Linked DNA regions of Mus musculus: region 1 is linked to region 2. A link is a contact called in ENCODE POLR2A ChIA-PET data. All regions are on one chromosome and are shown on one strand. The core of a region is the stretch at or near the end of the contact, and the rest is flanking DNA. Distances in the headings are between cores, read along the strand shown. Region 1 holds the start of Abca2 (ATP-binding cassette, sub-family A (ABC1), member 2). Region 2 overlaps Tprn (taperin).

What was found. ChIA-PET counts read pairs that join two places held with the same protein, here RNA polymerase II (POLR2A).
Region 1: POLR2A ChIA-PET joins it to region 2 with 11 read pairs in embryonic stem cell. The contact joins the promoter of Abca2 here to the enhancer-like site in region 2. POLR2A ChIA-PET finds 5 or more read pairs at or near these places in 3 of 5 experiments (Patski and embryonic stem cell).

What each region holds. Positions count from the first base shown.
Region 1 is chr2:25,423,780-25,430,880 of GRCm38, forward strand. It overlaps Abca2 (ATP-binding cassette, sub-family A (ABC1), member 2), which reads left to right and starts at 4,820. Exons shown (of 49, transcript NM_001368624.1): 1 at 4,820-5,056. The coding sequence starts at 4,991. It overlaps Fut7 (fucosyltransferase 7), which reads left to right. Exons shown (of 4, transcript NM_001289453.1): 2 at 1-189; 3 at 915-999; 4 at 1,107-2,595. The coding sequence starts at 987. The coding sequence ends at 2,122.
Region 2 is chr2:25,265,596-25,272,179 of GRCm38, forward strand. Tprn (taperin) reads left to right here. Exons shown (of 4, transcript NM_175286.4): 2 at 3,237-3,450; 3 at 3,538-3,644; 4 at 3,761-4,291. The coding sequence ends at 3,823. It overlaps Ssna1 (SS nuclear autoantigen 1), which reads right to left. Exons shown (of 3, transcript NM_023464.2): 2 at 6,334-6,533; 3 at 5,444-5,986. The coding sequence ends at 5,879. Among named protein-coding and RNA genes, the nearest start is that of Ssna1, 3.5 kb to the right of the region's middle. Within about 2 kb of position 1,331, at least 2 of the 3 ENCODE cell types and tissues checked have a DNase peak (open chromatin) inside an H3K27ac peak, as active enhancers do.

The DNA.
Region 1 (7,101 bases), core at 3,570-6,069, 160 kb after region 2:
TGAGGCTGGGACTAGCTTTCCTGTTTCTGGAGTGGATGCCAACCCCCTGCCCACCAGCCTGCCTGTCCACGCCAGGGACACACAGACTCCTTCCCTTTCCAGACTGGAAAGCCCCCTCCTGGGAGAGCAGGAAGGAAGCAACCTGCAACTCTTCCAGCCCTGGACCTTGGGCTGAACCTACAGTTCAAGGTTTGTATGCTCACAGGTCTTGGCAGGGAAAGATAAGAATCCCCAGGGCACCCTCCCCCCCGCCCCCCAGTCCACTGCAGGTAGCTCCTGGGTCTGCCCTTCAGGGCAAGTGCTGACGCTCCATCAGACTGTGATGGGGCCCTTTTCTGAGGATGACAATTCTGAGAACAAGGCATTTTTCTAGAGGTGGCAGAACAGCATTTTGTGATGCCCGAGGATCTGGGAGCACAGGTCCAGCTTAATGAGGGATTGGAGGAAGTGGGTATCATCATTACAGGGAGGGGCCTCTGTGGCCTCCTGGGAAAATGCAGTTGCTCTCTTTGGGTGGCCTGGGGTTGTGTGGTGGGCAGAGGACGGAGGTGCTCATTGGGGGAAGGGATCACTTCTGCTCAGAGTGCTCGCAAGGGCCTTTCCTTTTCCTGAAGGCAAGCAGGCCTCCTCCTCCTCCTCTTCCTCCTTCTCCTCTTCCTCCTCTTTCTCCATATGCCTAGCTGGTCATTTCTAGGGACCAGCATGGTTGGGAAGGGGGCCTTGTCTTGGCCTTCCTCTTGTCTCAATTCCCTCTTTGAGCAGAAGACGGGGTGGGTGGGGTAGGGTTGGATAGTGGTTGATGCCAAAGATTGAAGGGGTAGGGCGGGGCAGAAGTGGGAAGGTCCCTGGCTTCCTCACCTTGGTAGATGGTGAGGAGCCCCAGAGGTTGAGCTGAGCAGCAGCTGTGATTTCAGGGTGCCTCTGTTGGAGAGGCTGCTGTGATTTGAAAATCTTCTTTCCTTGGTGACAATTCCAGAAGGCTCCAGATGAATTGTATTGGTGAGTGCCTGGCCCTTAAGCAGTCCCAGCTGGGGATGATGGGGATTTATGGGTGTCCCTGAGCCTAGGGTGACAGGGCCTCTCCTTTTTTTTTTATTCTGCTTCAGGGTACCACCCCACCAGGAGGCTGCGGGCCTGGGGCGGCCTAGCTGGAGGAGCAACATTCATGGTAATTTGGTTTTTCTGGCTGTGGGGATCAGCTCCTGGAAGTGCCCCTGTGCCTCAGTCCACACTCACCATCCTTATCTGGCACTGGCCTTTCACCAACCGGCCGCCAGAGCTACCTGGTGACACCTGCACTCGCTATGGCATGGCCAGCTGCCGTCTGAGTGCTAACCGGAGCCTGCTAGCCAGTGCTGATGCTGTGGTCTTCCACCACCGTGAGCTGCAAACCCGGCAATCTCTCCTACCCCTGGACCAGAGGCCACACGGACAGCCTTGGGTCTGGGCCTCCATGGAATCGCCCAGTAATACCCATGGTCTCCATCGCTTCCGGGGCATCTTCAACTGGGTGCTGAGCTATCGGCGTGATTCAGATATCTTTGTACCCTACGGTCGCTTGGAGCCTCTCTCTGGGCCCACATCCCCACTACCGGCCAAAAGCAGGATGGCTGCCTGGGTGATCAGCAATTTCCAGGAGCGGCAGCAGCGTGCAAAGCTGTACCGGCAGCTGGCCCCTCATCTGCAGGTGGATGTGTTCGGTCGCGCCAGCGGACGGCCCCTATGCGCTAATTGTCTGCTGCCCACTTTGGCCCGGTACCGCTTCTACCTGGCCTTTGAGAACTCACAGCATCGGGACTACATCACTGAGAAGTTCTGGCGCAATGCCCTGGCGGCTGGTGCTGTACCCGTGGCGCTGGGACCTCCTCGGGCCACCTACGAGGCTTTTGTGCCACCAGATGCCTTTGTACACGTGGACGACTTCAGCTCTGCCCGTGAACTGGCTGTCTTCCTCGTCAGCATGAATGAGAGTCGTTATCGTGGCTTCTTTGCTTGGCGAGACCGGCTCCGTGTGCGGCTCCTGGGTGACTGGAGGGAGCGCTTCTGCACCATCTGTGCCCGCTACCCTTACTTGCCCCGCAGCCAGGTCTATGAAGACCTTGAAAGCTGGTTCCAGGCTTGAACTCCTGCTGCTGGGAGAGGCTGGATGGGTGGGAGACTGATGTTGAAACCAAAGAGCTGGGCATCCAGGCTTTTGGTCACCATGGCACTACCCCAAGGCTTTTCCTGTTCAGTGAGCAGGAATTCAGGATATAAGGAGAAAACTGGGCTGAGATGCCCTGGTGGGCTTTAGAGTAGGGGCCCAGGATAAGAGACAATGAATTAATGAGGAGCATATGGGGAAGGTGGCTGAGGGTCCCTGACTTACCTTGACCCATGGCTGAAGGCTCCATGCCCATGGCTGGAGCTGGGACCCTACACTTCTATAGTCAAGGTGCTTAGCCTCAAGGTTGCAGATGCACCCTCTAGTACTCTGGGTGCAGACTGTACACTGGGCGCAGGGGGTTGTGGAAGGACAGTGCAGATGATTCTGGGCTTTTGACACCACAGTTCCCCCAGGGAAAGAGGCACTACTAATAAAAACACTGACAGAAATCTCCTGGTCAAGTCTGTTAGGCAGCAGAGCTCACCAGCCAGCTTCCTCTGCTCAATTCCCTCCGGCAGCCATTATTGGGTTTCTCGTTTCTGTCTGAGAGCCTTGCTTGAGTGGTACCTTACCAGGAACTCAAAGCCCACGGCAGGTACAGACCTGAGAACTGAGGTCAGACACAGCTGTGGCTGAGGTGCCACATGTCATAGGTCTCAGTGGGAGGTGTGTCCTGTGTGATGGGGTGTGATGTATCCGTTAGGGCTTTCACTGAAGAGCCTGCTGCAGGTGCCCACTGTGTTGGACTGGGTGGGCCAGGAGGAGATGAGAGGTGAGGCTATGAGTGTATGACAGATTGAGCTCCTGGGATGGGCTGGGGCTTGGGTTTGTCCGGGGATGGGGTGGCAGTACAGGCAGGAAGCTGCCCTCCCCCTGTGGTTTGTGGGAAAGGCCTAACCATGGCTTCCTGCCCTAATCTAGCCTCATGGGCTAACTGGAGAGAAGGAGCCTGAGCCTGGGGCTGGGTGGAGTCTCGTGTCCTCTCCCACCAGCCCAGGAGAGGAGCTGGGAAGTGTCAGGAAGCTTTAGCCCTCGATGACGGTTTGCATTCACTTTAAGAGCAAACTGCATGTCCCAGGCTGAATACCACACAGCCTCCCCCTCCTATTCATAGGCCGGGGAAACCCAAACTGGCCTGCAGTCTTCAGACACAGTCCTCAGGACCACAGCTAGTGGCTCTCTGCTGCCCCCTGCCTGCCATATTGGAGAAAATAGTCCTGTGACAGTATCAATAGGCCCACATTCAAACACTTCTAAGGACCCACCAAAGGCCAGGCTCTAAGAGCAGAAAGATGCTAGGCTTACATGAATATGGAGTAGGTGGGGAGGTGGGTGGTGTTGGGGTAGCAAGTAAACCTCTTATATAAGGGACAACCTGTCTTCTCAGTCACCCCTGCTTTCCAGCCCCTTTTGTGCAGTCTGGCTAGAGCAGGGAGGCCTGATCTGGTAGTCACAATGGATGACTGTGGTAAATTTTCACAGTTGTGATGTCTCAGCATCATTTTGAATATAAACCTAACTTTCTCAGGTCAGAATTAGGGCTCTCTGACCTGTAGCAGTTTCCGGTTATGCACACCCAGCCCTTCACGTGGTGTGTCTAGCTCTTCATACCTGGTAAGCATTTCTGCTGCCCTGCCCGCTGGGCATCTGCCTCACCTGCATGGAAATCGCAGGTGGACTGCAGTGACCCCAGGCATATGCACCTTACGTGTTCTAAATTCAGTTAAAACTATGTAAGAAATGTGTTTGGATGATACCCTGGACCTCAAAACAGCTGTCTCCACCTGCAGAGAGAGAGAGAGAGAGAGAGAGAGAGAGAGAGAGAGAGTATTTTGGACAGGGTCTCATGTTGCGCAGGCTAGCTTTGAATTCTCTATATAACCAAGGATGACCTTGAATACTTCATCCCTTCTGCCTCTGCCTTTTTGATGCTGGGATTACACGTGCGTGGTTGCTCTCTATTATTTATTTTATTGAGATATGGTCTCTCTATGTAGACCAGTGTGGACTTGAACTCACAAAGATCTGCTTTTCTCTGCCTCCCTGAGCTGAGCGCTGGGTTAAAGGTAAATCTGCCATGACCTGCTGTTGCTCTGCATTTTGATAATCTAGGTAAACGCCATTTCATCAGCAGGTGGTGGCTCGTCTATGAGGAACACAGAATGCTTTTGTGAAGGTGGTCGAACTACCGCAGTCCCTCTCATCAGGCTCCTCTTTAAAATATCTAAGTCACATCGTGTTGTTGCACCTCAAGCCGCGATGGGATTCTCCTAACGGACCAATGTCTCTCCTCTAAATGAGTGACTGACCCTGCTTCCTGTCTCTACAAGTGAGGAGGGTCAATCTAATGGTGACCAAGCCTCCTTCAGTTTTCCAAACAGGACAGTAAACACCTTGGGTACCCCTCTGCGTAAATCTCTCAATTGGAGACTCATATTTGGAATCTCCTGGGAGAAGCATAGGGTACCTGCGTTCTCCCTAGACCTCGGAAAGGTGCGAGCCGGGATCTTGGTTTAGATGGGGGCTGTGAGGGATCTTGGAAACACTGCATTATGGGTCCAGTGAGCAGCGAGGCCTAGTGCTGTGCGCAGGTGCAGGCGGGCGCGGGCGCCCCCTGGCGGCTACCCGGGCGCAGAGACGCCTTTAAGTGGGGGCGACGGGCGCGGGCGCGACGAGTCTCTGTAGCTGCGGCCGCCGGGGCGGAGCCTGCGAGCAGCAGGTCCTGGACTCTCGAGCGCCCCGCCCCCGCGCGGGCGATGCCGAGCGGCGCGGCCGGCAGCGGGGCCCGGCGGGGCGCGCAGAGGACAGGGCCGCGGCGCTGAAGCGGCGGAGCGCGGCCCGGCCATGGGCTTCCTGCACCAGCTGCAGCTGCTGCTCTGGAAGAACGTGACGCTGAAGCGCCGGAGCCCGGTGAGCGAGCCGCGCCCGCCCTTAGGGGCTCGCAGGCCGCGCGCCCAATTTGCCGGTGCGCTCTCCGCGTGCACGTGCAGTGTCCAGGCGCGCGCAGACCCCGGGAGGGCGCCACCGGAGACCCTGTTCGGGGCCGGACGATTCCGCGGGCTTCCGGGCCTCCGGCAGTGGGTTCGGCTGTGCCCTGGTCCGCTGACACTCGCAGCGCACGGCTGAGTCACGGGCCGGCGCCCTCCGCAGCGCTTTCTGGCAGGCTGGGGTGGGGGCAGGTGGTCCCTGGACTTCAGCTAGAGCTAGGTGCAGGTTCCTGGTCCAGAGCGCTAGCTGGGACACACCATTCAGCTTAGGGACTCAGAGCCCTGGTCCCATCATCTCTGGGGCCCCCATAGGAACCTGTCTTTTCATTCCCTTTACTGGTACTCTGCCCTTGGGCAAGCACCTTAGGCTGAAGCTGGTACCAAACAGCCTTCGCCGCCGCTGCTACCGCCCTCCTCCTCTTCCTCCTCCTCCTCCTCTTCCTCCACCACTACCACCACCACCACCACCACCACCTTCTCCTCCCTTCATCTCCTTTCCTAACCCATCCTGGCAAGTCACAACCCTTACTCCTGCTTTCTCATCCCTGGGAATGTCCTTGTTGTGTGGACTCAACCTGTTAAATCCCAGCACCCTTTGGGGCCAGTTTCTCCTGAGGCTGCTCCTCTGATTTCTCCTGCCTTGGGCCTCTCTTGGGGCTGGGTTCTGCTGAGCTTCTTAGTACCTGTCTAGGCCAGGCAGGGTATAAAGAGTGTTGGGGTACGAGTCCTGTGTGAGGAGCAGGATGCCAGGCACGGATGGCGTTTGCAGTGTTGGTTTTCATCCCAGTCCCTGGAAGAGCAAGGGCATCCAGAGAGTCCTGGGCCAGCAAGAGTGTCCGAGGGCCCTTGGGATTTTCCAGGATGGAGACAAGAGAGTGCAGGACCTAAAAGAAGGGCCTTAACCAGCTCATACCCAGGGACCCCTTGGGCAGCAACACTCCACCTATGTTCTTTGAGTACTTTAGATTCATAATAAGAAACTCTGGTCTGTAGGCAGGGTGGGTAGCAGTCATCACCACAGCCTGGCAGAATTCCCGTGGGCACCTGGCCCTGGCTGATTGCCAGGACTGGGTACATTCTCTGTTCTGGTTGGCTGGTGTGGGGTCTGAAGGGGCAGCCCTGTGACTATAGCTTTTGAGTCCCTGGGAAGAAGGGACACAGAGTGTATGTAGGCATGCCTTAGTGCTAGCTAGCCCAAAGTTGCTTATCAGGAACACCCCTCAGGGCTTGGGAATAGAGGCCACAACATAGTTCCTGCCACAGCAAGTTGGGAGAAGAGTCCAGCTGTGTGACAGTCAGTTGGAGGTGCCCGTTGCCTTTTCCCTAGGACTGACCCCTGCCTGTTATGTGGATCTGTTGGGTTTTCCTGAATTCGCATGCTTCAACATTCCCAGAGACCAATTAGACCACAGAGGAGATCCATAACCTATGGCTGAGCTACCAGCAGTGGCTGTCTTCTTCCAGGAAGACAGTTTTTGCTGGTGTCAGGGGTGTGCCCATGCAAAGCTTGTGATCTGGAGGGGACCTCAGGACTTCTGCCCTGCTTGCTTCCTTCGCTCAAGTACTACCCTGCCTTGTTGTAGGGACATGGGTAGTACATGGGACATGGGTCCACCCTGGCACCCTTAGGAGGATCACCAGTATAGAGTAGTTGTGGTGGAAGCTAACATCACACGTGGGTATCACCTGCTACCCTCCCCATCCCCCATCACAGCGAGCACAAGGCTGCTCAGGCCCAGGGTGAGCATGGAGATATTGGGGCAGTGTGGAAGCACGGGACTTGTCTTGAGAGACAGAATCCCTAGGTCACTTGCGGTCACCTAGGTAAGACAGGTAGCGCTGGACCTGTGCTGTGAGCCTGTAACCAGATGCCCCTCTGTTGCCCTCCGCCTCCCAGCTAGGACTCTTTCTCCCAGCAGCTCATGCGCAGCCGTTGCTATAGTGATAGGGGAGCCAGCCTGGCCTGCG
Region 2 (6,584 bases), core at 81-2,580:
CTTTACCCTGAGTCCTTGGACAGAGTGACCCAGGCCCTTCCCCCATCTTTCTCTGCTTCTTGATCCTGATGTCTCTATGATGTGGCCATCCCCATGCTTGTCCAAGAAGTGGACGTGATGAAGGTATCTCTGTATAGCTGAGGAAGCTGAGGCTTGGGAGGTTCATGAGGCCGTGGAACTCATAGGATCGGAGCTGAGACCAGGTTCCTATTTTTAGAGCCTTGCTCCTATCCTGGGATACTTGGCTTCTTGAAACTGAAAAGCTGCCTGGCTCTCCTGTCATGACTAGAGACAAGTGTGAGAATCACCTTTGGCTGGGTTAGAGTCAGAGGGCAGGGCTGCTAGGTACGGCCGTTCATGTAGATCTCAAACACTAAAGCAGGGCAAGGCCTAAAGGCTAGCAGGGGGCTGGAATGGGACCCTGGCCAGCAGCCTGGCTGTCTGGACCAGACGGAGGGAGTTGGGGGTCCAGATGGATGATGCTTATTATGGCCAAGTGGCCTGGGCAGGGTTTTCTGTAGCAGTACAGCCTGCTGATTGTGCTGGCCTGCCTATGCATGCACCAGCTGCCCTGCCCAGCAAGACACAGAATGCCAGTGGGAGGGGGCAGGGCACAAAGCTGCCCAACCTTCAGAGCAGTGTGCAGGGTGAGGCCCTCATGTTCTTTGTCCTTCCCTGACATTTCTCTTACCTGTAGCCCCAGGAGACCCCAGGGTGCTCCTCCTGAAACCCAAGTCCTTGCCCTAGCACAGACTCCTGCTTCTTCCTGTGGGAGCAGGTGGTCCCAGAGGGCCTTGGGGCAACTGCACACTTTGGTTTCCCTCCCCACCCTGACTAGTGGCTCCCACCCGTCCTGCTGCTGCTTCCTCTTTCCTACCTCCTGTTCCTGTGTCACACCCTAGCATGATAGTGTCCTCAGGGCTCGGCACTCCACCCTCACTTGTGTGACCTAGTTATGGCCCTCAGCCTGGCTCCCATTTGAAGGCGGGTCTGTCCTTTTGGCCCTTTCCAGCACACCATCATCTTCCTCCAGTCTGCACCTGCCTTTCCTAGTTGAAGCTGGCCTGAATGTCCTCTCACCTGCTTTCCTTTTCATTCAGTCTCTCTCACCCAACTCTTCTCATGGGTGACCCCTAGATGGTCTTTCTGGAGCTCAGAACCCCAGAGAGAGACTGAACCCTTATTCATGAAACCTCACTGGTACAGGGTGTACCCTGGGTGGGTGGGTGGATGGGTGGGGGTGTAGCAGCTGTGGCTATCACAGTTGGTAGCTCCGATCTATTGTCCTGTTACCCTTGGGAACTTTGGCTGGGGGCCAAATGGAGGATGGGAGCCAGGCTGTGTGCAAGGGATTGGGGGCAGGGTTTGGCTAAACATGACCTCCAGCTGGGCCAGTTGAGCAGTTTCCTCGATTTGAGTCCCAGGGTGGACACCTTTTGGTAACCCAAGCTGGGTGTGTATGGGTAGGGCAGGTTGAGGGAGAACAAAAGGGCCCTGTAAAAGCTGGAAGGTTCTGCCACCCAGGGCCATGTGAAAGCCCAGAGGTCCCATCACCTGCCTGCCATATTAGGTGTGCTGGGTAAAGTCCCCCAGATACTGGTGACCAGATATGTACAGTGACAATCCCTGTCTGGACCTTCCCCACATGCCCTGGTGGTTCCACCCCTGGCAGGGTTATAAGCCTGAGTTACATGTGACCCACTGACCTGTGCTGTAAGCAGGAAGGAGACCTATGAATACTGGTCTGCCAGAGGAGACAAGGGAGATAGTTACTGGGGGGACTGGGCCCCAGCTGAGACAGGCAGGCTTATGAGCTGCTTCCCCACCCCCAGCCTGGCCAGGCTGTGCCAGGCACTGTACCCACATGTGTCTATCCCCTCAGCCTCCCTGCTGGGAACTATGCAGGCTAATGAGGGTGTGCTAATCTAGCTGGGCCTGGGCCCTGGCAGCTGGTCCTGTATTCTCAGTAGTGAGGGATGGGCCTCAAAGGCTCCATCTAGGGATCACTTTGCTATAGAAGGCTCAGGTATGTTGGGCCCTATACTATCCTGTGCTCCTCCTAGGGAACTTATCTCAGAAGGCTAGGTGACATCATCTCTCAGCTTCCACCTAACGACTCTAATGGGATCTAGTCTTCAAGGACAAGATAAGCCTTGAGGTCAAAGCAGGGTGCAACCAATATGCCTTCCTATGACAGGAGTGAACATCTCTGTTTTGCCTGACCTGGGGTGTTTCCCCATTTGCCTGTTAATGTGTGCAGATGGCCAAAGTAGGGAAGGCCTGGGAGAATAGACGTCTCTGAGCAGGTTGAAAAGCGAGGAGCTCCAATTCCTGGGGTTCCCCCCCCCCGGGGTGGGGCAGATACCTGGGGCAGGGTATCTTTCAGTGGGCAGAGGGCTCAGGGGTATTGATAGTCATGTGGGCAAGTGGCCATTGATTGAGAGGGAAAGCAAGCAGGATGTTGGTTCAGAGACTAGGCTTCCTGCTTTTGTGGGTCCTTGGTCCATTCTGTGGCATGTGCCAGGGTCATTTGCTGCCTCAGGACAGGCTCAACCCTCCTGCCAGGCTAGTCTTCCATCCTGTTGGGCCTCTGGCTCCTTCCAGGAGAAGAGGGGGAACCTGAGCTGGCTGTTGGTGTCCTGTGCCTAGGAGTTTAATATTTCGAGCCCAGCAAGACTGCCCCATCTGCTGCAGGCAAGTGCTCATGTTCATTACCAACCCACTAGGCTGAGCTCAGCTGAGAGGACCAGCGAACCTCAGCAGTCATTGATTGTGGAGGTGGAGCTCCCAGCCCAGGTAGCAGACAGGAAGATCATGACAGAGGGTTGCCCACAGCTTTCTGGCCCTTAAAACCAGGCCACTAGGAGAAAAGGGAGAATTTGATTATGAAATTCCAGAGCCAGTGAGTGAGGCACACAGTAGGGTAGGAGTTGAGAATCACTGATGCTATTACCCTAGACTCTGAATAAAAAGTGGGACTCCCCAGTAGCCCAAAAAATAGGTGGTACTTAGCACCAACAGCCCAACTGATGGGTGTTAGCCTCTTAAGCGGGCCTCTGACAGTGATGGTTGGTGCTAGGATTCTTCCCAGAACATGAAATTAGCTTTAAGAGCAGCTACAGGTATAGGGTGGGATAGGTGGATCCTATAACTCTTGGTAGAAGTCTTCTCTCCCTGTTTAGCACCTCTGCCTAACTGGGTGGTAGGGCCCCTGCTGACATGGCTCTTACTCCTAGATGAAGATCTCCTTCAATGACAAGAGCCTGCATACAACATTTGAGTACCCTTCTGAGAGCTCTCTGGCACAGGAAGAGGCGGAGGAGGAGGAGGAGGAGGAAGGAGAGGAAGATGGTGAAGAGGAGGAAGTGGGGCCTGACTCAGAGAAACCCTTCACAGTTTTCTTGCCCCGGGCCACATTTGTAAGCAGTGTGGGACCTGAGAGCAGCTCAGGTAATCGCAGCCGTTGGACTGGGCAGCCTGGGAGTGGGATGTGGACCACACTTGCAGGTATCCATGCCTGTTGTCTTCCGTTCACAGGTCTGTCCAGCTACACTCCAAAGCATTCCATGGCCTTCAGCAAGTGGCAGGAACAGACACTGGTGCAGACTCCAACTGATGTGGAGCTCCCACCGAAGGAGGTCATGGTAAGCCAGGTGGAGGGTGCTGGGTGAACACCCAGATCACCAAAGGAGGCTGACTGGCTTGGGGAATGGTTGAAGCCTGGATAAGCCTTAGTGGTATATTCTATTCTTTCTCTCAGCTCACACCTGCCAGTCAGAACGACCTCTCGGACTTCCGCAGCGAGCCAGCCCTCTATTTCTGACCCCTGCAACTGTCAGGATGGCCAAGACTTAGCCCCAGGTGTGGTGGTCCTGGAAGCCAGTCAATACCCAGGAGCCCTGACTGTATTCTGTGCCCCTCTACCTGGCTCTCCCTGCCTTCTCTCTCTGTTACCTCCTTTTGCCTTTAGGGCCAGATCTGAATCTCACACCAAGGATGAACAGGTGGGAACTGCCTGTGGGACAGGCTGACATCTGTCCATACTGTCTCATCTGTGATGAGGTGGAGGCCTGAGCAGATCTTGTCCCAGAGTGCTGTCGGAAATTTCAGCTCCTACCTTTTGAGGAGTGGCCACTGCGAGGAGTGAGAGGCTACCCTAGTTATTTGTTCTTTGCCGAAATCCAAGCTCCTGCCCTCAGCGAACTCAGCTACTTTTCATGAAAGATGGCAGGGTGTTTTTTCTTTTTTTTCTCCCCTGATATTGGATTCAATAAACAGCACTGTAACAAGGCTGCTTTTGCCTTCTTTACACAGCTCTCAGTCTGAGAACAAGGTCCTAACTTGGCACCTGTGTGCAAAAAAAGCAAAAGGGCCCCAGCCTGGTACTGTCACACTTTGAGCTTGCTGGTCTGGCTCTGGCTTTTGTTCTCTTCCCACTGCAAGTCTACTACTCTCTCTCCCAGAGCTAGTACTGTGGGAAGTGGACCTAACCTCTGGGCTCTGCAACTCCCATGACTCAGGGGTCTAGATGCCAGAAGGGAGGAAGGTTAGTGTTATAATTGACAGGATTCAGCACAGGGCTAGGAGCCTAGTAAAGTAGCTAGTCGTGTATCACACAGGAATGGGGCTAAATGGAACTTTGGAGATCTTTTCTCATGTTTGATTTGGATACCTCCCGATGTATAAGCCTGTAACAAGGCTATAGCAACAGAGATTCCCAAAAGGCTAGGGGAATGCAGAGCTGCCTGCTTGGAAACTGTTCGCAGAGGCCTTGGCAGCCAGTGTAGGCCATCTGCAGGCACCGAATGTGTCTTCTTTTCCTGTCACTGCTTGACTAGAGCTAAGGAGAATGTTGAAGTAGGTTTCTCTCAGAGAGTAAAAGCCCAGCTTTATAGGTACTTTTTTTGTTGTTTAAGAAAGGGTTTCATACTATGTCCCAGTCTGGTTTACAGTTTACTATGCAGACATGAATGGCCTTGATTTTAAGGCGATCCTTCTTCCTCAACGAAGGATGACAGGTGTAAACTACCACAGCTGTTTTCTGGATCTTTTTGGTCACCAAATACTTCCAAACTTTCCCCAGAAGCTGTGACAAAGGGCTGGGTCATAGGGCACATGGAAATAGTAAGTAAGCAACACATGTGGTTGGAAGATGGGTCCTAACAGCAGCAGCAGCAGATTGGACCAAACAGAACTTACTGTCCCTGTCTCTATCTCTGAGCCAGGTTCTGTATTGAGCACCATCGTAGAGCAAAGCCCCTCACAGAAAAGTGGTTTGTGTTCTGGACTTGGGGAAAACACCAGCACCTTTGCAAAGAGAGTTAAGGGCTAGGGCTGACCTGTGTGAGGTGAGTACTTTCAGCATTTTGTGTTTTGAAGATAAGAAAGGGAAAAACTGCAGGTCTTCTTACCAACAGGATATATGGTAGCTAGCAGACACAGATCTTGCAAAACAACCTTTATTGAAACACCAGAGGCCATGGGGATGGGCCCTAAGGTTTTGGTTCTGGAGTCAAGATTCTTTCTTCAACATGTCTGGCCTGGGGCCCTAGTGGCTGGGGAGACAAAGTGAGGGGCTCCCACAGTACTCAGACCAGGACCAGGACATTCCTGGTAGCCCAAAGGGATTCAGGAGCTTCAGAGAGAGGCCCCTCATGGAGCTGCTCAGGGTCCCCACAGCACATGTGAGTACGGAGCTGGGAACACCTCTTCCATTGGACTGTCCTAGGGCTTTTCTTGTCTAGGCAGGTGGAGGTCAGAAATTGCCCCTCTGGGCACCAGAGATAAAAGACATCTGAGGCCACGAAGAACAAAGATGCTTTAGGACAGACATGTTGAGGACTAAGCAGCCATAGGCCACGGCTGAAACAGGCACTCGTCAGCTGTCCTTGCCTCCACTACTCTTCTGGTCTGAAGCTGTGGCTTTAGTCAGGTTCCCAGCTTCTCTTTTGAGTACACTAAGCAGAGTCTGAGAGCTCTCCAGGATCTGGGGCCAGAGAAATAAAAGGATGTTATTTCTCTGGTAGGAAGGTCCCATTGCCTCAGGCTCTAATAATGGAGGATGGAAATCTCAATTTGGTCATCTGTGCTGTAGCCAACTGGTTATGGAGTAAAACCATCCTCCCTTCTGCACCTGTCCCAGAGCTCTTCCACCCTGCAAAGCCAGGCTGGGTTAATTCAGGCCCACACCGTGTACTCTGTCCAATACACCAATGCTCACTTTTGGAACCCACAGACAGCCCACTGTTCCACCTACAGCCTCTGAACCACAATGGGCCCTACCTAGCCTCAGATGGTAGTAAGGCACTCACAACAGACATCTGAGAGCCCCACCTTGAGGTAGGCGGCCTCGGTTTCTGCGATGGTCCGGTCAAACTCGTTGCGAGAGGCGATCTTGCGCGCCAGGTTCTCGTTGACGCGGGCCAACTTCTCCGTGAGCTGCCTCACCTCATTCTGTAGCCGCTGCTTTTCGTCCTCCTCTTGCTGGATCTGCCGGCACAGCTCCTCTCGCTTCTGACACAACTCCTCGATGCCTAGGGTGGGTGGGAAGACAGAGCTGTGGGTGGGGACTCGTGAGCTTCCGA